3 separate regions of the Homo sapiens genome follow, and regions 1 and 2 are each linked to region 3. Evidence: chromatin loops called from intact Hi-C (ENCODE). Cell type or tissue: PC-9. All regions are shown on one strand.

What was found. Hi-C counts contacts between places; a loop is a spot of excess contacts. Peaks named below come from ENCODE experiments on the same cell type or tissue, not always from the same donor. Only the 100,000 strongest peaks of a DNase experiment are listed, where the experiment ranks them.
Region 1: it touches region 3 in a loop (22-fold over the local background); 50 of 110 quality-filtered maps call a loop at or near these places.
Region 2: it touches region 3 in a loop (16-fold over the local background); 70 of 110 quality-filtered maps call a loop at or near these places.

What each region holds. Positions count from the first base shown.
Region 1 is chr1:16,052,321-16,060,320 of GRCh38, reverse strand. It overlaps CLCNKB (chloride voltage-gated channel Kb), which reads right to left. Exons shown (of 20, transcript NM_000085.5): 15 at 7,910-8,000; 16 at 6,549-6,682; 17 at 4,798-4,886; 18 at 4,563-4,646; 19 at 3,813-3,899; 20 at 3,013-3,452. The coding sequence ends at 3,405. It overlaps FAM131C (family with sequence similarity 131 member C), which reads left to right. Exons shown (of 7, transcript NM_182623.3): 5 at 270-452; 6 at 717-827; 7 at 1,604-2,552. The coding sequence ends at 1,884. Among named protein-coding and RNA genes, the nearest start is that of CLCNKB, 13 kb to the right of the region's middle. In PC-9, CTCF peaks have their summits at 3,853 and 4,057; DNase peaks (open chromatin) are centred at 4,080 and 4,490; H3K27ac peaks cover 1,868 bases.
Region 2 is chr1:15,990,279-15,998,278 of GRCh38, reverse strand. It overlaps the pseudogene TBC1D3P6. Among named protein-coding and RNA genes, the nearest start is that of SRARP, 10 kb to the left of the region's middle. RefSeq lists a silencer at 3,487-3,636 and an enhancer at 3,543-4,383. In PC-9, CTCF peaks have their summits at 3,405 and 3,608; no DNase peak of the experiment used is centred here.
Region 3 is chr1:15,788,900-15,796,899 of GRCh38, reverse strand. It overlaps the pseudogene RPL12P14. Among named protein-coding and RNA genes, the nearest start is that of UQCRHL, 15 kb to the left of the region's middle. RefSeq lists an enhancer at 4,623-5,123. In PC-9, CTCF peaks have their summits at 4,472 and 4,676 (motif pointing left); a DNase peak (open chromatin) is centred at 1,519; H3K4me3 peaks cover 384 bases; H3K27ac peaks cover 4,367 bases.

The DNA.
Region 1 (8,000 bases), 260 kb before region 3:
AGGAAATGTGGATGCCAGTGGGTGGGGGCATTAAGGGAAGGGGGCCACAGAGCTCGGAGGGCTCAGGGCAGGAGTGAGCAGAAGGCTTTGGAGGGCGTGAGGAGTTAGATGGGTACAGGCCCCTGGGGAGGTGTGGGGGCACTGATGGAGATCATGGTGCACTGAGGGAATGTGGGGTACAGGCCACTGGGTGGGCCTGAGGCATGGGGGCCAGGCCCTGCGCTGAGCCTTGTGTCAGGACAGTCACCCAGATGCCCTCCATGCCCCAGGGGTGGTGCAGAGCATCAAGGACCACATCACAAAGCCCACGGCCATGGCCCGAGGCCGCGTGGCCCACCTCATCGAGTGGAAGGGCTGGAGTGCCCAGCCGGCAGGCTGGGAGCTGTCCCCAGCTGAGGACGAGCATTACTGCTGCCTCCCGGATGAGCTGCGTGAGGCCCGCTTTGCTGCAGGTCAGCGAGGAGGGGGACTGGCCAGGGCTCTGTGGGGGTGAAGCTGGGTCCTTGGGGGCCCAGATCACTGCATGGGCATTGTCTGGGCAGGAAAAAATAATGGCATAGGGTGGGTGAGTATTAAGTGAGCACTCTTGACCACTGGGGTGTGGATTGGCAGCCCAGAGAGGTGGCCACCCTCCCGCCTGTCCTGGAGCAGCTCCATCAGGCACTGAGGCCGTCCCCACCCATGCCCCCCTGAGCTGGATCTCGCTGTTCCCCCAGGGGTCGCCGAGCAGTTTGCCATCACAGAGGCCACACTGAGCGCTTGGTCCTCGCTGGACGAAGAGGAGCTGCACCCCGAGAACAGCCCCCAAGGCATCGTCCAGCTCCAAGGTACAGCCCAGAGGGTCCAGGGGGCGGGGGTGGGCAGAGTGGAGCTGATTCTGGATGGCTGCCCATCACCAAAGGCAGTGTGACCTCGGCCAAGCCCCTTCCTTTTCTCAGCCTAAGTTTCTTCATCTGCAAAATGGGGCAGTGATCCTTGCCTTGCCCATTGCCCGGCAGTGCCAGGAGCAGGAAGGAGAGAGTGAGCACAGTGGGGGCGGGAATCGAGCGCTTACCACACCGAGGGCTGTGCACGAGGCACCTCACAGAATCCTCACAGCAGCCCTAGGGAGTGGGTCTTGTTGTCCCCATTTTACAAATAAGGAAACAGAGGCACTCAGACGTTCAGAAACTTACTCCAAATGACAGCTAGAAGCGTCAGAGCCGGATCTGAAACTTAGCACCAGGCACGAGCAACCACCTTTCTAGAAGCCCAGGTTACTACTGAGGGCTTCAAGGAGCCTTGGCCCTGGGGGAAGCCTGCACTTAGTCCTCCTGCCCCAAGAGGGACGGGGAGGGGACAGAGGCCCAGAGGAGCACTGGTTGTCCCAGTTCTCAGAGAGCACAGGCTGGCTCCAAGCCCACTCTTAACTCCTCCGTTTACTGCCTGGAGGAGAAAGCTGGGGCTCAGAGTTTTGGTGACTTGACCAAGGTCACAAGGCTCGGCCGTCACATAGCTGGATTTGGAGGCAGGTCTTCTGCCCCTTGCCCTTTCTCACACCCCCAGAGAGGGCGAGGAGCTGGATCTGGGACGCCATTCCCCCATCACCCCCTTGCTTTTCCAGATCTGGAGAGCATCTACCTTCAGGACAGCCTTCCCAGCGGCCCCTCACAGGATGACAGCCTTCAGGCCTTCTCCTCGCCCAGCCCCTCCCCTGACAGCTGTCCCTCACCTGAGGAGCCCCCCAGCACCGCTGGCATCCCGCAGCCCCCCAGCCCAGAGCTGCAGCATCGGCGGCGGCTGCCCGGGGCCCAAGGACCCGAGGGTGGGACCCACCCCCCGGGCTCCCTCCCCTCCATGGACAGCGGCTCCCTCTGGGAGGAGGACGAGGTGTTCTATAACTGAGGTGGGGGCTGTGCTGGTCCAGCACCTGCTCTCACCATGACCTCGCCTGGTGGGCAGCCCAGGCATATCTGGACCCCGGGGTCCAGGGCAGGGCATCCCTTGACCCCTCGGGTAGGCACAGGGTAGGTGCGGCAGGGATGGGGCCAGTGCTCATGGTGGCCTCTCTGTGCCTCGGTGGACCTGCCCCAGCAGTGGGAGCCATAACCCCCTCCCCCTTCATTACTTCACTCAGGTGGGCACCTTCCCCTGCAGGGTGTCTGCCCTCAGGGAACTCACGGACTCTCAGAGACACCAGGGCAGCCTGGCCCAGAGGAGCAACAGCCAGGCCCCCAGGAGGACAGCCATGGAGAGAACTGAGACCCACTTACAGTGGGGTCTGGGAACCCTGCCTGTACCTGGGGTTCAGTCCCTCCCAACTCCCTCCTTGTGTCTGCCCCCCAGCAAAGGTGGGGTGACCACTTCTGGTAGCTAAGCACCTGCTCCCCGGCTCTCTTCACCCAGGACATCTGTCTCTCTGGAGTGTCTGTCTGTCTGTCCCTCCCTCTCTGAACCTGCTTCCTCCGTGTCCCCTGCTCCTCACCCCTGGGAGCCCACTCCCCCTCCTTGCGGCTCCCTCCCATCTCACTCAAGGTTCTCTGAGGACATTAAAGTGGTGGATTCACCCTGGATGACCTTGGCCTGGTCTCTGCTGGGGAAGATGTGACCTTGGGCCCCTGGACAGAGTCCGGAGGGAGTCAGGGAAGGTCCCTACTGCCAATGCTCACACAGCTGGTCAACCTGCTCCCACCCAGCCAGAGAGGGCCCATGGAGGATGCCTAAGGCTCTGTGGACTCCCCAAGGAGCCACACTTGGGTCCTGGCTTTATGAGCTGTGGCCCAGCCAAGCAGGAGACTAGGGCTTGAGCAACACAGGGTCCTGCTTATCCATGAGGACAAGCATCATAGACCTGGTGGGAGACCCTCTCTCCCTGGCATCTCCCTGCCAAGAAATGGAGCATGAGGAGGAGCCCAGGGGCCCGAGCCTGCAGTGCCCACGTGACCACGGGAAACTCACTCTGGGCCAGCGCAGGTAAGGAGCTCCAGTCCCAGACCAGCAACCTTGCAGCTGAGATGAGGGATGGACACCAGCTCTGGGAACCAGCTTTATTTTTCTCAGGAGCCTCTCACTGGGAACCAGACAACCCCAGAAGGCATCTGTGCCTGCCCTTGGTGACAGTGTACTCCAATCTCATCATTCATTAATGTGATGGCCAGTCACTGAGCAACTGGCAGATACTGGTTTTCCATCTTCTCACACTCAGCTCTGCCCAAGGTGGGATTTTTGTCTTTCAAGGCAGGAGCCATCGTCCCACCCAGGATGAGCCATCCTCTTCTGGGCTAGGTTAAAGTTGCCTGTTATGCCAAAGAATGGAGCTGGGCTGGAGGGAGGGGCAGGTGGTGATGGGGGAAGAGAAGCAGGGTCTCAGCCCAACCTCAGTACCAGGTCAGCTGGGGTGCCCTGTTTCATCTTGCTGGGCCGGCTCACTTTGGGGCTGGCGGATTTGTCAGGTTGGAAATTGCTTTCTTCATCTAGAACAGAGAAAGGGGGTGGAGGTGCGGGGGGATGTAGAGGAGGTTGTGAGGGGGGCTCCAGCATTTTTGGTTCCCCTAAGGGTGGTTTCTGGGTAAATAGTAGAGCCTGTGCCACCCCATTGCACAGATGGGATCACTGAGGCCGAGAGGGGCAGGCTGGCCACTGGCCAGAAAACAAGGTAGGGGAGCCAGGCCCAGTGGCCAATCTGGGCCAAGAAGAGGGACTCATCAGTATCCTCTGAATCCCCCCAGGTTTGGATGGGAGCATGCTGGTGTCCCCCCCACCCCACCTCCCCACCTCCCCAGTCTTCTCAGGCATAGGTTCCCTGCTTTGCTCTGCCCCCGGGACCCTGGTACCTCCACCCAGGACACGCAGCCCACAGCTCTGCCCCGCGACGTCACAAAGAGGGAATGAAGGTTCAACAGCTCAAAGAGGTTGTGTGCCTGGATGGGGGATGTTAGGAAACACTGGAGGGTAGAAGGTGCCCAGCCCACCCTCTAGCCCACTCCACCACGCCTCTGAGCCAGGAAGAGGGGCGGGGCCTGATGTGTGTGGGAGACAAGAGACCCAGGCCTGCAATGTCCAATGTGGCCACTGGGGGATGCCAGAGTCCATGCAAGGGTCTGGGCGGGGCCGCAGGTAAACAGGACCTAATATCCAGCACCCTCCAGCAGCACAGAGGGGGCGGGGCCATCTCCAGGTCCCCTGTCAGCCTCTGCCCCTCCCCAACCCGTGTGCCAGGCTCTGTCCTGAGTGGTTAAGTCGTTTGTCCAAGATCACACAGGGAGAATGCGGTGGACCTGAAATTGAAGCGCACGTGTGCCTTGGTGCAACTCCACTGTCTTTCTCCACCCAGAGATTTACATTTGCCACTCTCCCACTTCCCTCATCTCTCTGCATCATCCCCACAACCCTGGCAGTGAGGGGCAACAGGGCAGGAGCTTCTTTGCCCAGTCTGCTGATGAGGACACTGGCCCAGGAGGAGCAGGAAGCAGCATAAGACGGGCAGGGCGGGGTTGGGAGGGGAGGCTGGAGCGTGAGCTCCTCATCAGCTCTTCCCCCACCCAGAGGCCTCATGTGTCACACTCCCCAGTTCTCCCCGTTACCTCATGCAGGGAAGTCTCTGGGGACAGCTTCAGGGTCACTGGTTCTGTGGGGCAGCCTGCAGCCAAGATGTCCTGGAGACACTGCTGGGGGTGGGGAAGGGTTACAGGTGCAGGGCTGGCCTCCCCAGGATGCCTCTCTCTGACCACCTCTCCCTCAGGATATCAGCGGGCCCCTCTCCTCCCATTCCTGCTGACCCACCCCCGCCCCATCCCCATGCCCCTCAGGAGTACCCACCTGGTGTCCAGGAGCCCAGGAAGGAGGCTCAGCCTTCAGGGCCTGCACCAGCTGGGCCCTTCGCACTATGCCCACCAGGATCTGGGACTCTGGCAAGTGGAGAGACAGCCAGAGGGAGGCACATTAGGAGGAAACAGGGACTCACATTTACTTAGCACCTACTTAGCCAAGAACTGTTCTGGTGTTCCTATGGGGCTATTGTGACTATTGTCACCCATTATAAAGGACAGGAAACTTTGGCTCAGAGGCACAGAGAGGCTAATTGTCTTGCCCAAGGTCATTCAGGTGTGGTAGCTGAGGATGGCTGAGTGAGGCTGCCAGGGAGCCAGGAGGGACCCTGGCCACCACTGAGATCCCCCACATTGCAAGGCCTCAAGACAGGAGCAAGCTAGGGACGCCAGCACGATGAAGTCTGTGTGTCAGGGCTGGGCTTTCTCCTTCATTTCCCAAGAGGCTTCACATTTGGCGCAGCACAGTGAAGGTGTGAACCCAGGAGGACACTGTGTTCTGAGGTCCTACTGTGTGCTGGGGCCTTGGCAACTTCACTCTGGCCCTGGGGCATCAATGGCATTGTCGGATATTTAGTTTTGAGGGCCCAGCTTGGTGTTTTTGCTTTCTGTTGAGTGGAATAAAAACTTGACACCTAGACATATAAATGTCCCCCTTCCCTTTTAAATGAACACTGAAGGCTATTTCTTGGGTGAGCAGTGGGGTCCCACAGCCTGGGCCTGTGTTGGTTGGAGCACTTTGCTGTGGCTCTGAGGGTAAAAGAGGACTTTGTCTTTGTCTTTGAGGCTAGTTCTTTCTTTGATCCAGGAAGTGAAGGCTCTTGGTGGGGTCATCCGAATGCAAACATTTTCAGATGAGATATTTGGCATATTCCACAGCATAATGCTAACGGTCTTCCAGTTAGTGGGGGAAAGAAGGGCCTAGCATTTGGAGTGAGAACGTCTGGCAATCCTATACTCTCTTGATCCCTACTTTCAAGATGATGAAAATGCAGTACATAGAGCTTAAGTGGTATACTCACAGTTCTTTAGCTCATAAATGGCCTTATCCCTCTTGGGGTGGGCATAGGGGTGACCCATATGGTTGTACAGGTTGCTCACTGCACAAGGTGCCTGCCCAAAGTGCAAGTGGAGACCAAAATCCAGCTGTGGTGTGCTTGCCAGGTGTGCAGCTTGTCTCACTTGCACAGGGGGACACATGGGCTGACAGCAGCCTTGAGTGAGCAGGGTTACCCCCCAACCCCGCCTTATCTTCTAAATGCAGATACTGGACTTGTACCCACAGGAAATGACGCTCTAGTTAAGGTTTCTGCAAGAAGTGAGTTCCATGCCTTTTAACAAGAGCCACCATGCTTTTGTCTCTAAAGAGATGTTTTCCTTGTGGCAACAAGGATTTGGAGGAGGGGACTCATCTGGGGAATGCTTAAAGGGAGGCCTGAAGGGAAGCTTCCGGAAGACCCTGGTGGTGTCCCCATGCTCCTACCCCAGCAGCTGCCCAGGGACTGCCTTACAAGCACCCGGCCGACTCTCTTTAGACATGTCAACCACCCCAAGGGAGGGTGGCCATGATTTCCATTTTACTGATGAGGAAACTGAGGCTCAGGTGATGTGACTTGCCCAAGGTCACACGGTTGGTTGCTAAGTCACAGAGCCTGGATGCAGATCCTGTCTGCCTGACAGGTTCAAGAAGGAGGCAGAGGGCATCCCCTACCCCCGACTTCCTCCTCCCTTCCGGCTGGGCACCTGTGCTCTCCACCAGGGGATACTTGGCCACGTCTGTGGAGGTCACAACCTTGACCACCTCCTCCAGTGGCATGTCCTTGGCCAGTGTGGTGATGCTGTGGTTCATGAAGTGCTCCACCCTCACGCGGTGGGAACTGCAGGCAGAGGGGCTCCCATCAGGCCCCACAGTCAGGGATGTGAGACCCAGGCTGGCAGGGGGATCTGTGGGGAGCTTTGCTTGAACCGGGGACCCACGGCTCTGGAGTGTGGGCAGGGCCGGAGAGGTTCCTGGAATGAGGGACTCCTAGAACCCACGGTGAGAGGAAACCTGGGGACCACATCGCCGATGACCCAGTTGCGAATTCCCAGCCCCCTGGACCCCCGTGTCCCCCAGACCAGCTCCACTTTAGCCTGTTTTACCCAGCAGCCTTCCCTGGAGGATTTAATTTGAGTAAAAAGTATATGCGGCTGGGCACGGTGGCTCACGCCTGTAATCCCAGCACTTTGGGAGGCCAAGCCAGGTGGATCACTTGATGCCAGGAATTCAAGACTAGCCTGGCTGACGTGGTGAAACCCCGTCTCCACTAAAATTACAAAAATAATCTGGGCATGGTGGCACATGCCTGGTCTGAGCTACTTGGGAGGCTGAGGCAGAAGAATTGCTTGAACCTGGGAGGTTGAGGTTGCAGTGACTGAGATTGTGCCACTGCACTCCAGCCTGTGAAACAGAGTGAGATTCCATCTCAAAAAAAAAAAAGTATATGCCTCCCCCAGGGAAAAAAACTTGAAAGTCTGGAAACCACTGGGGTAAGCAGCCCCATTTTCCAGATAGGGAAACGGGTTCAGAGCAAGGCAGCAGCTTGCTTGTGTTTTCAGCGGGGCCTCAGACCCAGGGACTCTCAGAGCCTCTTTGGTCTGCTTTTCTGGTGCCAGAAGCTGCTCTGGTCCTATCTGGTTGAGTGAAGACCTCAAAGCCCATTTCCATTCTCGTTCCACCTCCTGCTCCCAAAGTCCCAGCAAGGACAGCAGGAGTGGGGAGAGGGGAGGAGACCTCTCGGATCTGGTGCTGACTCTCTGTGTCACCTGGAGCAAGACACGGCACCTCTCTGAGCCCCGGTTTCCTCAATCTGTACACGGGGCAATACTCATCCTCCTGCTGTGAAGCCCAGCTGACCCCTAGACAGACACTGAGGCCTCAAGGCCAAGGACTTGCCCAAGGTCACCCGGGGCACTGGGGAGAGTGGAGAACAGAGCACAGCTGTGTGTCAGCCCCCATGTCCGAGGTCAGCTACGGTGGCGTTTCTTTTTCGAGGTGCCCTTCACCCCAGCCCTTCCCAAACACTGTGACCCCCTTCAGTCAGCCTGAGGTGGGCACCACTCACCCGATGTTGCGGCCCAGAATCCGTGGCAGGTATGGCAGCTTCTTGACAATGACGGTGCCATCATAGAAGGAGGGCTGGCAGCTCTGTGCAA
Region 2 (8,000 bases), 200 kb before region 3:
ACCTCTCTCTTCTCCATCCCTTCCTTCTTCCTTCTTCACCTGTGTATTGAGCACATACTCTGTGCTGGACGCCCTCTAGACGCATGGCCAGGGTTGTCCTCATTGATGAGGCAAGATCTGAGCAAGGTTTGTAGGAGGTGATGGGTCAGCCAAGCAGATATCTGGGCAGGGAGCATTCCGGGCAGTGGGAATGGCTTGTGCAAAGGCCCTGAGGCAGGAGCATGATTGATATGCTTCAGGCCCAGAGGGGAGGTCTGCATCTGACCTGGTGTGAGCAGGGAAGAGCGGCAGGCAGCTCAGGAAGAGAAGTCCCAGGTTCAATGACCTGAGGGCATTGCAAGGCTTTAGTTCTCACTCAGAGGAGCTGGGGAGCCATTGTGCAGTGCAAGAGCCAAACTGAATGGGTTCCAATTTCAGCTCAGCTAGCAGGGAGCTATGTGACTGCACCAGGGCTGAGCCAACCCACCTGTGCATGAGTGACAGCACCTCACGGGTTCCAGAGCTCGCATGTCCATGGTCCAGCTTAGTGCGTGGCACGCCAAGAATACTTGAGAAATGGCAGCTAAGGACTGTCGCCTCAGGAGGGTCTCTTCTCATTTCCAAAGCTGTCTTCTGCTTGATGAAATGCACACAGACACTGGGCAAGTATGTGTTGAGCTTCTAATCTCTCCCAGACACCGGAGACTCAGCCATAGACTGGCCGAGTTCCCTGCCCTTGTGCTGCACTCCCCTTGAGGAGACAGATGATGGGGACATGTAAGGAGCTAAGACATCCTGAGCTGGGAAGGAGGGAAGCAGGGGCTAAGGGATGGAGGCAGCTGGTGGGGGCAGGTGGGGGTGGCAGGGATGCCTGGAGCCTGGGACTGGGGCCGGACTCTGCACTGCTCTGCTTGAGGACCTAGCTGGGCTCTGACTCATGAGGGCAGACAGTGGCCAGGGTGAGGCTGGCGCAGTGCAGCCCCTTCCCCACTGCTGAAGACGCTGCCTTTGTGGGGTGGTAGCACAGGCTTTGGGGAGTTGAGAGCCATCCTCATCCTAGAGGTGGTTGTTTCTGGAAGCAAAAATCCAGGGTTTATGCTCCTGGGACAGGGGAACCTTGGGGCCTCGCGTCCTCCCCATAACCTTCGCATTGGGCAGCAAAGGCATCTTCCTGTTGAGTCTGAGGGAGAGAGAAGTGGTGTCACTCGCGGTGTCAGCTTTCATCTCACAGTGGCCCTGTGAGGTAAGGACCATGATCAACCCAGTTTACAGATGAGGACACTGAGGCTCAGAGAAGTTACATGGTTTGTCCAAAGTGACACACTAAGTGGCTGAATGGGATTGAATCCAGGTCTCTCTGAGACAGCCCAAGCTGTTGATGGAACCCTCTGGCTCACGGATGAGCAGGTAAAGTGAACAAACACTTTAGAATGCTTATCTGGGGGTGGGGGTGCAGGGAATTGAGCCTTCTATGGGGCCCGGAAGATTTACAGTTGTCCCTCGGTGTGTGTAGGGGAATCAGTTTCACCACCTTCCACAAATACCAAAATCCACAGATGTTCAAGTCCTGATATAAAATGGTGCAGTATTTGCATATAGCCTAAGTACATCTTCCCGTAGACTTTAAATCATCTCTAGATTACTTATGCAATCACATGTCAGATAATGATATTTCAGTCCATGCCAGAATGCACATAGGATGGTGGTCCCATAAGATTATAATGGAACTGCCCTATACAGGTGCACCATCTCTAAAAATTGATATCTCAAAAGAGATGGGGTCTTTTTATATTGCCCAGACTAGTCTAGAAGTCCTGGGCTCAAGTGATCCTCCCAGCATGGCCTCCCAAAGTGCTGGGATTGTAGGTATGAACCACCATACTTGGCCAGGTGTACCATTTTTTATCATTTATACTGTATTTTTATGATCCTTTTCTGTGTTTAAATACACAAATAGCCACCATTGTTTTTGTTTGTTTGCTTGTTTGTTTGAGACAGAGTTTCACTCTTGTTGCCCAGGTTGGAGTGCAATGATGCGATCTCAGCTCACTGCAATCTCCGCCTCCCAGGTTCAAGCGATTCTCCTGCCTCAGCCTCCTGAGTATTTGGGATTACAGGTGCCCGTCACCATGCCCAGCAGATATCTGGGCAGCCATTTTTTGTATTTTTAGTAGAGACGGGGTTTCACCGCGTTGGCCAGGCTGGTCTCAATCTCTTAACCTCAGGTGATCCAGCCGCCTCGGCCTCCCAAAGTGCTGGGATTACAGGCATGAGCCACCATGCCCGGCCCACAAATAGCCGCCATTATGTTACCATTGCCTATAGTACTTAGTACAGTAACATGTTGCAGAGGTTTGGAACCCAGCAGCAACCAGCTCTACTATTCAGCCCAGGTGTGTGTTTGGCTGTAGCCTCTGGAGGAAGCTAAGGAGAAGTGACCTAAAGGCAGAGGGTGAGTCTGAGGTGGGATCCCAGGACAGGTACAAGAAGTTAGGCAAAAGAGGATGAAATCTGAAAAAATTTCACTATGTTAATATAATTACTGCGTTAATAACTTTAGATAATAGTTAACATTATTATTTAGTTAACAGGATTGCACCCAAGATAAATTAATTTTTTTAAAGAGATAAATTCTCATTCTGTCACCTAGGCTGGAGTGCAGTGGTGCGATCATAGCTCACTGCTTCCTGGAACTCTTGGGCTCGAGCAATCCTCCTGCCTCAGCCTCCTGATTAGGTGGGACTATAGGCACACGCCATCATGCCTGGCTATTTTTTTTTACTTTTCTCTAGAGGCAAGGCCTACCTGTGTTGCGCAGGCTGGTCTCAAACTCCTGGGCTCAAGTGAACCTGCCTCAACCTCTCAAATTGCTGGGATTACAGGTGTGAGCCACTACAGCCAGCCCACATTTCTTAGTTTGGACAAATGTGCCATGGTAATGCAAAATGTCATTACTAGGGGCAGCTGGGTATAAGGTGTAGAGTACACTACAGTGTCTTTTCAATTTTTCTGTGTATCTAGAATCATTTCAAAAGTAAACATTTATTTTAAAACGTGAAAGTGTTTATCCTTCCATGAGTGTAAAGTACAAAAGACAGGCTCATGGTGTCAACGGAAGTCAGGACACTGGTTGTGGGGCCGGGGGCGCTGGAGGGGCTGGCCATGGTTGGCTTTGTGATCTGGGGGCTGGTGTGTTCCATCTGTGAATGTCTTTCGAGCTGCACACTTACCAGGGATGTAAGTCATGTCTTAATACATTTTCTTAAGTTTAACACCAAATAAAATGAGAATGAAAAGCTTGTTTGGGTTGTGGGGATTCGGTTGTTTATCCAGTCATGAGCCCTGGCCTAGATGCTTCTAGAAGCCTGGAGGGAACTGAGAACATTCCAAGTAGAGGTGGCAGAGCCAAGGCCCTGAGGTGGGAACACACTGCTGCATGTCTCTAGCTGTGAATGGGGTCCCCTAGTCGGAAGCAGTGCTGTGTGCCCTGCAGGGCCAGCAGGTCCATGTCCACATTATGGGTCAGTGCAGTGAAAGCCAATCTCAGCCCCCTCCGCAGTGTGACCAGCCTGCCAGCAGGTGGCCAGCTGGTCCATCCCAGGGACTGGGTGCAAGTCTCTTGTCAATAGAGAGGGCGCTCAGCCATGGTGTCAGCCTAGTGAGCCTTGGTAAGGGCCCGTGCAGGATGCTGAACCTCTTCCGTCCCCATGACCGTCTCAAGACCACTTGCTCGGTGGGCGCATCCAGCAGGCGTGGTGGCCGGGAAAGAAGCAGGCTGCATCCATAGGGCGTGCCATTTTGCTCGACTCAGGACCCAGAGCATCCTCCGTAGTAATTCTCTTCGGTGGGAGCACTGGGAACTTGAGCCACAGATACCTTCCAAGTCTGAGCTGCTGAGGCGAGGGCTGCAGGGCGCCCTGCTGTCAGGAAAGCCTGCACCAGCAGCTGGAAGGCACGTGGTGGGGGCGCCTGCTGTGGCTCCAGCAGTGGCTGCGAGGCTTCGGGATCTCACCCAGCTTCTGCGAGGTGAATTGTGACAGTGCAGAGCTCCGCAGTGCCAGGGTCCCCTGCATGGTCATGCTCACTGCAGCTGGGAGCCCACCACACCCCTGGTGCCCCTCACTTCCCAGGGCTGGGGTCTAGTCCAGACCCCTCTTGGCTTGGGAATTGTGCCTTGGGAGGGGGACACTGTCCCACAGGTTGGGACAGAGGCCCCAGGCATGCTGCTGGCTGGCCGGGGCTGCGGGGATGCCATGCTCACCTTTCTCTCTCGTGGCCTTGATGGGACTGGCTTCCCCATTGAACGGGATTTTCCGAGGTGTCTGGGGCTGTGGTGCAGCTTGCGGGGTGCCACCCTGACCCCTTCCAGACTTGCCAGTCACTGACCACCGAGCGGGCCAGACACAGGTGCCACGCTGCAGTCGGGGTATCTCCCGACCTCCCTTTTAGTCCTGATGGGCCTGGGCAGGGCCTGGTTTCGGGGTCCCCATGGGCTTCCTGGGCTAGGCTGTCCCATGGTCCTGGGGCTGTCCAGGACACATTTGGAAGGGACTTGGACCCAGCAGCTCTGTTCAAAATCATAACGGGGGGCAACGAGGGCCCCCCACATCCAGGTTCATAGGGATGGAGCCGTGGCATGGAGTTCCACTGGAGGAACCTCCAGGAAACCTGAGGTTCCCCCTGAGCCAGGGCCAGGCTGGGCACACCCTCAGTCCCCGGTGCCCCCAGAGAATGGCCTGCTGCCCTAGGTTCCATGGAAGCCCCCTCGTGCCACTGGGCCTTGGCCTCACAGATAGTCCCATCAGGACAGGGTATGAAAGGACGAGGCACCCATGGAGGGGAAGCTGACCAAACGGGCCACCCATGGCGGGGAAGCTGGCCAAATGGGCCACTGGAACCGAGTTGTTGGGCCAGGAGGGGCCTGCCTGTCCCCCTGCCAGAGGGTCTTCCTGCCAGGTGAAGCCAGCCCAGGCCTGGGTGCCAAGGACCCTTGCTCAGGTTTGGCTGAAAGAAACAGACGTGGTCAGCATCTCCAGTGAGCCCACGCAGTCCTTTCTTGGCCGGGCTCCACCTGCCTGGGTCTCTGGAGTCCTCAGGGTCTCTGTGTAGCCCCTGTGGTCTGACACTGAGGACACACCTGCAGGCTGCTGATCGCAGACGGAGGGGTCTGTGCCTCCTGTGGTGGGAAGCTGTCGGGGTGCAGCAGGTGGCTCCTGGGACTGCCCTCCCCCAGAGTTCAGGCTGGCTGGGGGCTTCCTGCCCCATGCCGTCATCCCAGGACTGTTGAGCCTGGGATACAGCCTCCAGTCAGAACTCAGGTGGGAGGGGCCTTGGCTGTCACCCAGTCCCCTCGCCACCTCACATGGAGACCTGTTTCCACGGTGGGTGAGAGAGCCCAGATACAGAGCCCCCTCTGCCCTCCTGGGCTGCCCAGTCCATGCCAGGACTGACCGTTCCCACACCTGGCTGAACTCTTGGCTCTGGCTCTGGGCCAGGGGTCCCCCCTGTGCCCACCCACTAAACGCCCTGGTCGGGGATCAGGGACATAGATTCCCTTGTCTCTCTGGCTCAAGGCTTGTTGTCCTGGCACCCTTGGAGGGGTGTTCAGGAGTGAGGAGCCTCTGCTGCTCTCTGAGGCTGTCAGTGCTCGCAGGGAGGGGTGGGGAGTCCCATAGATGGATCTGGTTCCTCCAATGACCCTGAGGGCCCTTTGAAGGGGAGAGTGGGACATGGTGGAAAGTGGGAGGGGGCTTGTTGGAGAGTCTTGCGCACATCCCCCTCCTGCTTGCACAGCACGTCCGGTACACACAAACTGACCACCTGCCCTGAGGACCTGGGGGCCTATTGTACTTTCTTAGAGTCCGGAGGAAGAGGAGGAAGAAAAGGCGAAGAGGAAGGCCCAAGTAGTAGTGTTGGAGGTCCTGGGCACTCCCCAACTACTGACTGCCCCAGGGGGTGACTCGGGAGGGTACCTGGTGCTGCAGGCCACCTGGGGGTGGCAGGTCCCCAGGCTTCCTTGTTTCCTCATAGAGGCCCAAGGGTGTCTGAGAACTGCATCATCATCCAGGGCCCAGGTATGGGAAAACTGGTCCTGAAAACATGCCCACGGCCACACCTGGATATCTTCACGAGGTGCTCTAGGGACAGGGTAGGCATCAGGCTAGGAGTGTTCCCTGGGAGGGGTCAGAGCCCATACCCCGTTACTACCTCAGCATCTCCCACTGGGGAGTGCCGGATCCCTTTGTGGCCACCCCAGGGGTCCAGATGTGCACAGGAGGCTGTGGCTAGGGGGCAGCCTGAGCAGGGAAGTGCTCACCACACTCCTGACTTTCATCTGGGTCATGTAGGGGATGGGCTCCCACAGGAGGGGGTATGTCACTGTTCCCTGCCCAGCCTACCCAGCCAGACCTCCCTCTGGGCCAGAGAAGAGGATCATGGGGACAGTGTGAGGAAGCTGCCACCGGGCCAGTCAGGGTCTGACCCCTGTGCTCCCCAGTCCCCATTGGGCACACGTGGACTTACTCCTCTGAACCTTAAAGGCAGTGCGTGCCATTGGCGTCAACACCTGTTCCCCTTCTAGCAAATACACGTCCCAAAGGCTCAGGGTGAGCCCGAGAGAGATCTGTGGGGACAGCAGGTGTGGGAGGACCTGGCCCTTCCAGGCTGGGGGCTGGTGGCTCGAGCCGGGCCCACTGGGGCTTCAGTCCCCCAGTCACTGACCCTTCCCATGAGGGTCATCAGACCCCTTCAGGAGGCTGGGTCAGACAAGGTCTTGCAGCTCCTCATGGGGGAGCACTCATTTCAGTGGGGATGTGGCTTCTGGAGAGAGGGGCTTCCCCAGGACTTGAGGCTTCCTTGAGCCCTCCCAAGTGGGTCCTGGCCCAGTCTGCCCATGAGGCTGGGCCTGAGTCCCAGCCTCTGCCGTGGGATGACCCCTCTTGGGCAGAGGGCTTTGCTTGTGTGTCCTGCAGATATCTGCCTGTGCCTCCTATGTGCTGGGGGTGAACCGGACCCCTGGGCGAAGAGCAGGGCCCTGTAGGGCAAGGAGGGTCCCTGAGCCAGGGTCTCCCTGTGCCTCCTTACCCCATTGATCAAGCTCCAAAGCAACCAACCTAATGAGGAACCCTGAATGCATAGCCCTTCCTTGTCCTGATGGGAGGAACAGAGGTGCTCAGGTCCCTCTGGGCTGCCCTAAAAACCTCCCTCTTCCAGGGCCCTCTGAAGACCCTTCCCCAAGTGCAGAACACTGGGCGGTGTCCAGGGCTCCTTACACCTTCCCCTCCCTGCACTCCTGGTGGACACACTGTCCTTAGCCCTGCTCTGTGGGAACTGGCCCCAGTCCCTGTGCCTCTGTCTCCTCCAGGGCAGGAAAGGAAACCCAACTCCAAATCCATGGAGAACCCCACGTCCCAGGTCAGGCCCTGGCTAGAACTCACCCTCTCACCAGCCCCATGAGGGTCTGGCAGCCCCTGGCTCCTCCGGCCCCACAGGATGCAGGGCCACTGGGGAAGAGCTGGGGGGACCATAAACTCACTGCGTGCCTCATGGTCTTGGGGTATGGCCTGGGTGCCACATGCTCCTGGTGGTCTTGGAGGCCCTGGACCCTTGCGCTATTTGGGCTGTGGAATCCTGAGAAGCCCCCAGCCCATCATGAAATCAGCCTGCTCCCAAGATGTGGGACCATCAGCTGGAAGAGCTGGACAGCTGCAGAGGCCCCTGAACCCTGAGGTCTCCCACCCTCTCATCTGGGGACCCCACCATGCGGCCTTGGCCCTGGGGAGGAGGGGTGGGAATATCCCCTGGAGCCTGGCTGGAGGTGCTCCTGGAGGCCTCCTGGGCCAGGGTGCTGGGAGGGCAAGCCTGACTTTGAGGCCACGACAGAGGGCGGGTGCTGGGCTTCATGGTGGTCTCCTAGAAGTGGGGTCGGGCCAGGGGACACGGGATGGGGAGATGTTGCCATCAGGGCTTTTTCGGCCCATCTGTGGGTACCAAGGGCAGCTGGAGGGCAGGACCCTCAGGGA
Region 3 (8,000 bases):
CATTCCTTTACGTGTATGATCAAGGTAATAATTCTCTTTGTTTTGTAGGTGAGGAAAAAAGCAATTCAGTGGCCAAGGGATTGCCCTGTCTCATCTAGGAGGCTAAGGCAGTGGAATAAAGGGTTTAGGACTTGGCTAAATATAGAGCTGGAATCTATGTGGTGTGACCTTGAGCCTTCGTCTCCCTGTGTGAACGATGGGATCATAGATCATTCCTTCCTTCCAGGCAGCAGTGGGAACTAAATGAGATAATACATATGGGCATATGCATGCCCACGAAATGGTAGCTGCTGCTGTTGTTATTACTGTCAGTATCCTCATCAAGGAGTCTCGATCCCAGGCAGGCTGCCTAACTCCTGAAACCTAGCTTCCTGTTCAGCGTAGTCAATCATCCCACCTCTCCAGCCTCACCCCAGACAAGACAGACAAGAGCTCAGGAAATAAATGTCAGTTTTTGACACCCTTCCTCACCCTCAAAACTTAAAGACATTGTGTCTCAAGGTCAAATAGCTGGCTAGGAGCTTAACCAGAGAGAGAGTCTAGTTTTTTTTTTGTTTTTTGTTTTTTGTTTTTTTTTGTAGAGATGGGGTCTCACTCTATTGCCCAGGCTGAAATAGAACTCCTGGGCTCAAGTGATCCTCCTGCCTCGGCTCCCAAATTGCTGGGATTATAGACATGAGCCACTTCACCCAGCCCGAGAATCTAGGTCTTGCTAAGACCTTATCCCATCCACTGGGCAGAACCCCTCCCTCCTGTCTTCCTCCTCCCCTCCCCTCCCTTCCCATTCAGAGACCACTCTGGGGAACAGAGGCCACCGGCCAGCTGCTCTTAATTCCACCTCATGGGATGCCCTGCAAGGGACCCCACCACCTCCTCTGGCCTAAAGGAGCTGTCATAAACACCTGATGAAGGAAGCGTTGCAAGGTCATTTTCATTTTCAAAAGAAGGTAAAATCATGACTCCCACACAGATAGAAAATGAATAGGTATTAGCCATTTTATTTAACTCATAAGGGAGCCAGGTGATGTTATAACCAGCTCAAAAGGGCAGCTAAGGGCCGGGCACAGTGGCTCACGCCTGTAATCCCAGCACTTTGGGAGGCCGAGGCAGGTGGATTGCCTGAGGTCAGGAGTTCAAGACCAGTCTGGCCAACATGGTGAAACCCCGTCTCTACTAAAAATACAAAAATTAGCTGGGCATCATGGCATATGCCTGTAATCCCAGCTACTTGGGAGGCTGAGGCAGGAGAATCGCTTAAACCCAGGAGGCGGAGCTTGCAGTGAGCTGAGATCATGCCACTGTGCTCTGCTCCAGTCTGGGTGACAGAGCGAGACTCTGTCTCAAAAAAAAAAGGGGGGACAGCTAAGAACAGTCACATTCATAGGTCAGGAATATTGAAATGAATGTGCAAATGAAAACTGGTTTTTCAACAAGAAAGCGAGGGAGAACCTCTACTAGACAGGGCAATATATCATTTACCTATAATTTACAGAGCTGTAAAGTCGCTCAAAGACAATAAAAGGCTAGAATCTGATAACCAGGAAGGGTGTGCTGGGTGTAGATAGTGCATTATTTTCCACTGAATCACATACATTTTTTTCTGCAGAAGGAAGGTTATGAGCAGGGTACACTCCAGAGTCTCTCTAATCTGATGCTCACTCTCTGAGAATTAGTATGAGTCATACAGGATACAAGGACCTTTCTGGATGGATTGGGAAAATTATATGTCACTTACAAGCAAGAGGCCTGCAGTCTAAACTCCCCCTCTTAAGATGCAGGTCTTGGCCTGGCGTGGTGGATCACACATGTAATTCTAGCACTTTGGGAGGCCAAAGCAGGAGGATCACTTGAGCTCAGAAGTTCAAGAGCAGCCTGGGCAACATAGAGAGACCTCATCTCTAAAAAAAAAAAAAAAAAAAAAAAAGATGCAGGTCTTAGCTGGGCACGGTGGCTCACTCCTGTAATCCCAGCACTTGGGAGGCCGAGGCAGGAGGATTGCTTGAGGCCAAGAGTTCCAAATCAGCCTAAGCAGCATGGTAAAACCCCATCTTTACAAAAAATTTAAAAAATTAGTCAGGTGTGGTGGTGCATGCTTGGGGTCCCAGCTACTTGGGAGGCTGAGGTAGGAGGACTGCTTGAGCCCAGGACATCATCAAAGCTGCAGTGAGCTGTATTTGCACCACTGTACTCCAGCCTGGGCAACAGAGTGAGACTGTGTCTCAAAAAAAAAAAAGATGCAGAGATGCAGAGCTCCAGACATTAAAGGTTTTTTCAGTTGGACATTGGCACCTGTGTTACACGATGGGTTCTGAAACATTCTAGAATATGGATTTCTGAAGTGGGTCTGTAGTGGAGGACTATAGAATTTTCACTGGACCTGCTTTGATCCTGTCTCTGCTGTGCGGCCTTGTGCAGTTATACCAGCTCTCTGATGTGCAGCTTCCTCCTCTTTGGCAATGTCAAAATTGCTACTTCATAGATTATTTTGTTACATAAACTGTACATTAAAGTGAGGAGAACATTTTTTGGAAAATGTTCTCAGTCCCTGCAATTCTTCCTCATCAGCTCAGCCTCCTCCCCTCTCCCCATCCCCCCATTCAATTCCCGGTTCCCACCATTTGTCTCTCTAGCAGGGTAGGGAGGGGCTTGGGTTGCCCTGGAGGGGCTGGCCTGTGGCCTGTGCTGGGTGAAGTTCACACCTGGGTGTGCCCTCGGGAAAGGGGCCTCTGGGGACAGGGTGACCATCAGAAAGGCTCAGGGCTCCCAGTGCACCATGCTGTCCTTTGTCCCAGCTCTGATTCTGTGCTTACTGTGCCCAGGTTCCCAGGTATGGAATTGCAGGGTAGCAGCATGGGGACTTCCAGGTGGGCCCCTCCTAGCAGGTGGGGGTTTGAGCCAATGAAGAATTCAGTCTGCTGACACAGGTCTCCCTCCAAAAGGGCGTGTCTCTAGGACAGAGGCAGCAATTCCACAGCCATATCACTCACTTTCTAGTTTTTTGTTTTGTTTTGTTTTGGAGAGAGGGTCTCGCTCTGTGGCCCAGGCTGGAGGGCAGTGGCGTGGTGCGATCTCAGCTTACTTCAACCTCTGCATCCCAGGCTCAGGTGAATCTCCCAACTCAGTTTCCCAAGTAGCTGGGACCACAGGTGCTCACCACCACGCCCGCCTAATTTTTCTTTTTTTCTTTTTTTTTTTTTTTGAGACGGAGTTTCGCTCTCGTTGCCCAGGCTGGAGTGCAATGGCGTGATCTCGGCTCACCACAACCTCCGCCTCCCAGGTTCAAGCAATTCTCCTGCCTCAGCCTCCCGAGTAGCTGGGATTACAGGCATGCACCATCACGCCCAGCTAATTTTGTATTTTTATAGTAGAGACGGGGTTTCTCCATGTTGAGGCTGGTCATGAACTCCTGACATCAGGTGATCCACCCGCCTCGGCCTCCCAAAGTGCTGGGATTACAGGCATGAGCCACTGCGCCTGGCCCTGCCTAATTTTTCTATTTTTAGTAGAGATGGAGTTTCTCCACATTGCCCAGGCTGGACACTCTTTCTTTTTCTTTTTTTTCCACCAGTTGTCAAGTGATCCTTTATTGAAATATTTTCCTTTCTGCTTCTTAACTGGCTGGGCATTCCACAGCACCACTGTTGATGTCATCTATGATGTCATGAGGGTAGCGGCCATCAACATTACAGCCCACAGACTGGGCAGTCCCCAGGATCTCTTTAATGGTTCCAGAGAGTTCCCTGGCTAAAGATCGGTGCCACGTGTGTCAAGCAATGTTGACGATCTCATCAAAAGTGATATTCCCACTGTGTTTAATGTTTTTCTGTTTCTTTCTGTCTCTTAGTGGTTCCCTGAGGGCTTTGATGATCAGGGCAGAGGCAGAAGGCACCACCTCAATCTGGGCCTGTCTGTTCTGAATGGTCAGTTTCACTGTAATCCTCAGGCCCTTCCGGTAACCCGTTGCCTTGGCAATGTTATCACCAACCTTTTTTGGAGACAGACCCAGGGGGCCGATCTTGGGGGCCAGCGCAGAAGCAGCGACTTCACCTCCAGTGCACCTCAGGTATACAACTTTGATCTCTCTGGGGTCAAACTTCACGGCATGGTGGAGGTGGCTGGTGTGGGATGAACCCGGATTCGGGACAACCGAAGAAAGTTGCACCTTGGTCTCCTTCTCTTTTTTTTTTTTTTTTTTTTTTTTTTTTTTTTTTTTTTTGAGACAGAGTCTTTCTCTGAGAGAGAGTCTAGCTCTATCGCCCAGGCTGGAGTGCAGTGGCATGATCTTGGCTCACTGCAACCTCCGCCTTCCGGGTTCAAGCGATTCTCCTGTCTCAGTCTCCTGAATAGCTGGGACTACAGGCACACGCCACCATGCCCGGCTAATTTTTGTATTTTTAGTAGAGACGAGGGTCTCACCATATTGGTCAGGCTGATCTCGAACTCCTGACCTCAGGTGATCCACCGGCCTCTGCCTCCCAAAGTGCTGGGATTACAGGCGTGAGCCACCGTGCCTGGCCCAGGCTGGACACTTTCTAGTTTTGCAATCTGTTCTCTCCTCTCAGCCTCACTGCCACCCTGCGTGGTGCGTGGGCCGGAATGACCCTTCCCCTCTTGCAGTTTGGAGAAGTTGAGGACCCGTGTGAACCCTGAAATCATTCATGCCCGGGCTCCCCGTTCGCCAGCCCATGCTGCCCTCTAGTGGTTGTGTGCGCACCTGCCTTTAGGGAGTCCAGGACAGCCGGGACAACCAGCTCATCTGCAGACAGCAGTGGCCAGCCTTCCCAGGCTGCGCAGGGGACCCTAGGCAGGGACCGTCCCCCTCAGGACCCTTCCAGCACTGCATGCCTTCACCAGCTCCTCTTCCTGTCTCGCAGCATCTGGTTTAGATGCATAGATAGATGTATTATATACGTATATTTTAATTGTGCTAAAATACATGTAAAATTTACCATCGCAACTAACTGTACGGTTTCATGGCATTAAGTACCTTCACACTGTTGGGCAACCATCACCACCATACATCTCCAGAACTATTTTTTTTTTTAAGACAAAGTCTTACTGTGTCACCCAGGCTGGAAGCGCAGTGGTGCAATCTTGGCTCACGACAACCTCTGCCTCCTGTGTTCAAGTGATTCTCCCACGTCAGCCTCCCAAGTAGCTGGAACTACAGGTGCCCGCCACTCCACCTGGCTAATATTTTATTTTATTTTATTTTTGAGACAGACTCTCTCTCTGTCGCCCAGGCTGGAGTGCAGTGGCGCGATCTCGGCTCACTGCAAGCTCCGCCTCCTGGGTTCAGACCATTCTCCTGCGTCAGCCTCCCGAGTAGCTGGGACTACAGGCGCCTGCCACCACACCCGGCTAATTTTTTGTATTTTTAGTGGAGACAGGGTTTCACCCTATTAGCCAGGATGGTCTCAATCTCCTGACCTCGTGATCCGCCCGCCTCGGCTTCCCAAAGAGCTGGGATTACAGGCGTGAGCCACCGCGCCCGGCCCCTACCTGGCTAATTTTTGTATTTTTAGAGAGACAAGGTTTCACCATGTTGGCCAGGCTGGTCTCGAACTCTGGCCAGCTTTTTTTTTTTTTTTTTTTTGACAGGGTCTCACTCTGTCACCCAGGCTGGAGTGCGACTTCGACCTCCCAGGCTCAGATGACCCTCTTACCTTAACCCCTAGAGTAGCTGGAACTACAAGCGCATGCCACCATGCCTGGCTAATTTTTTGTAGAGACAGGGTTTTGCCATGTTGCCCAGGCTGGTCTTGAATTCCTGGGCCCCAGCGATTCGCCTGCCTTGACCTCCCAAAGTGCTGGGGTTACAGGCGTGAGCCACTGCGCCCAGCCTCCAGAACGCTATTCTCCTTCCCAAACTGAAACTCTGCCCCCATTAAACACTAAGCTCCTCATTCCTATTTCCCCCCAGTTCCTGGAAACCTCTGTTCTACATTGTCTTTATGAATCTGACTAGATACTCATATAAGTGGAATCATACAGTGTCTGTCCTTTTGTGTCTGCCTATTTCACTGAGCACAATGTTGTCAAGGTGTATTCACATTGTGGCATGTGTCAGAATGCCATCCTTTTTTTTTGTTTGTTTTTTTGAGATGGAGTCTCACTTTGTTGCCCAGGCTGGAGTGCAGTGGCACGATCTCAGCTCATCACAACCTCTGCCTCCTGGGTTCAAATGATTCTTCTTCCTCAGCCTCCCCAGTAGTTGGGACTACAGGTGTGTGCCACTATGCCTGGCTAATTTTTGTATTTTTAGTAGAGACGGGGTTTTACCATGTTGGCCAGGCTGATCTTGAACTCCTGATCTCGTGATCCGCCTGCCTCAGCCTCCCAAAGTGCTGGGATTACAGGTGTGAGCCACCACGTGTGGCCTTTTTTTTTTTTTTTTTAGACGGAGATCTCGCTCTGTCACCCAGGCTGGAGTGTAATGGCACGATCTCGGCTCACTGCAACCTCCGCCTCCTGGGTTCAAGCGATTCTCCTGCCACAGCCTCCTGAGTAGCTGGGATTACAGGCGTGCACTACCACAGCTGGCTAATGGCTAATTTTTGTATTTTTAGTACAGATGGGATTTCACCATTTTGGCCAGGCTGGTCTCGAACTCCTGACCTCAAGTGATCCACCTGCCTCAGCCTCCCAAAGTGCTGGGATTACAGATGTGAGCCACCGCACCCAGGCTGCCATCCTTTTTAAGGTTGAAGAATCTTCCATTGTCTGGAGAGACCACATCTTGTCATCCGTTCTTCTGTTCATGGACACTTGGTTCCTTCCCCCTTTTGGCTATTGTGAGTAATGCTGATATGAACATGGGTGCACAAATATCTCTTTGAATCTAGAGAATATATTTTATCTTTGCCAGTAAGTGTACCCAAAGGGAAGGGAAATCATCTTTGCCTGGGGTGTTCTGATTGTGCCTACATGTGGCAGGCGCCCTCCAAGTGAGAGCAGAGAAAAGGATGAAAAGAGGAATGAAAAGAAGAATGAAGGTTGGTTGGGAGGGTTGGGGTGGGGGAGGTGAATACACACTATTGAGTGCTCCCTAGAAGCATCCCCTTATGGAATGGAATGATTTTTACATGGGCAGCCCGAAAAGCAGAGGCATCTCCTAGAATTTCATCCAGGTAACACCCCTCCAAATACACTCAAACAGAAGCATGCTAGGACATGAGGAATTACAACAAGGCTATATATACACACACACACACACACACACACACACACACACATATGCATATATATACACATATACATACATATATACATATATGGACATGTATATACACACATATACATATATATACGCACACACACATATATATGGTTTTTTTGTTGTTTGTTTATATGGTTTTTTTGTTGTTTTGTTTTGTTTTTTGAGACGGAGTTTTGCTCTTGTTGCCCAGGCTGGAGTGCAATGCCGTGATCTCGGCTAACCACAACCTCCGCCTCCCAGGTTCAAGCGATTCTCCTGCCTCAGCCTCCCGAGTAGCTGGGATTACAGGCATGCGCCACCACACCTGGCTAATTTTGTATTTTTTGTAGAGACAGGGTTTCTCCACATTGGTCAGGCTGGTCTCAAACTCCCAACCTCAGATGATCCGCCCTCCTTGGCCTTCCAAAGTGCTGGGTATATAGGCATGAGCCACCACGTCTGGCCTAAGAAGGTTAAAGTCAAAAGCAACACCACTCAGCAGCTGTCCTGAACACGCATCTCAGGGCCACCCACACAAATGAGAATGTCTCCTGCAGCTGCTGCTGCGTCGCCCCCAATCACAGCTGTAGATATAAAGGGATCGAGTCACTGAACCATACAATCACCCCGCTTTCTGACAGCACACATCCAGAGCAAACCCACACTTCCTTAAATCTTTCTCCAAATCCGATACCAGCACTAACACTGCTTTTGGAGATGCCCTGGCTTCCCCGTGCTGTGTGGCCTCCCTTGCCACAGCAAGCATAATAAACCCAAATTTGTTGACTGCAGGCGTGTTCCT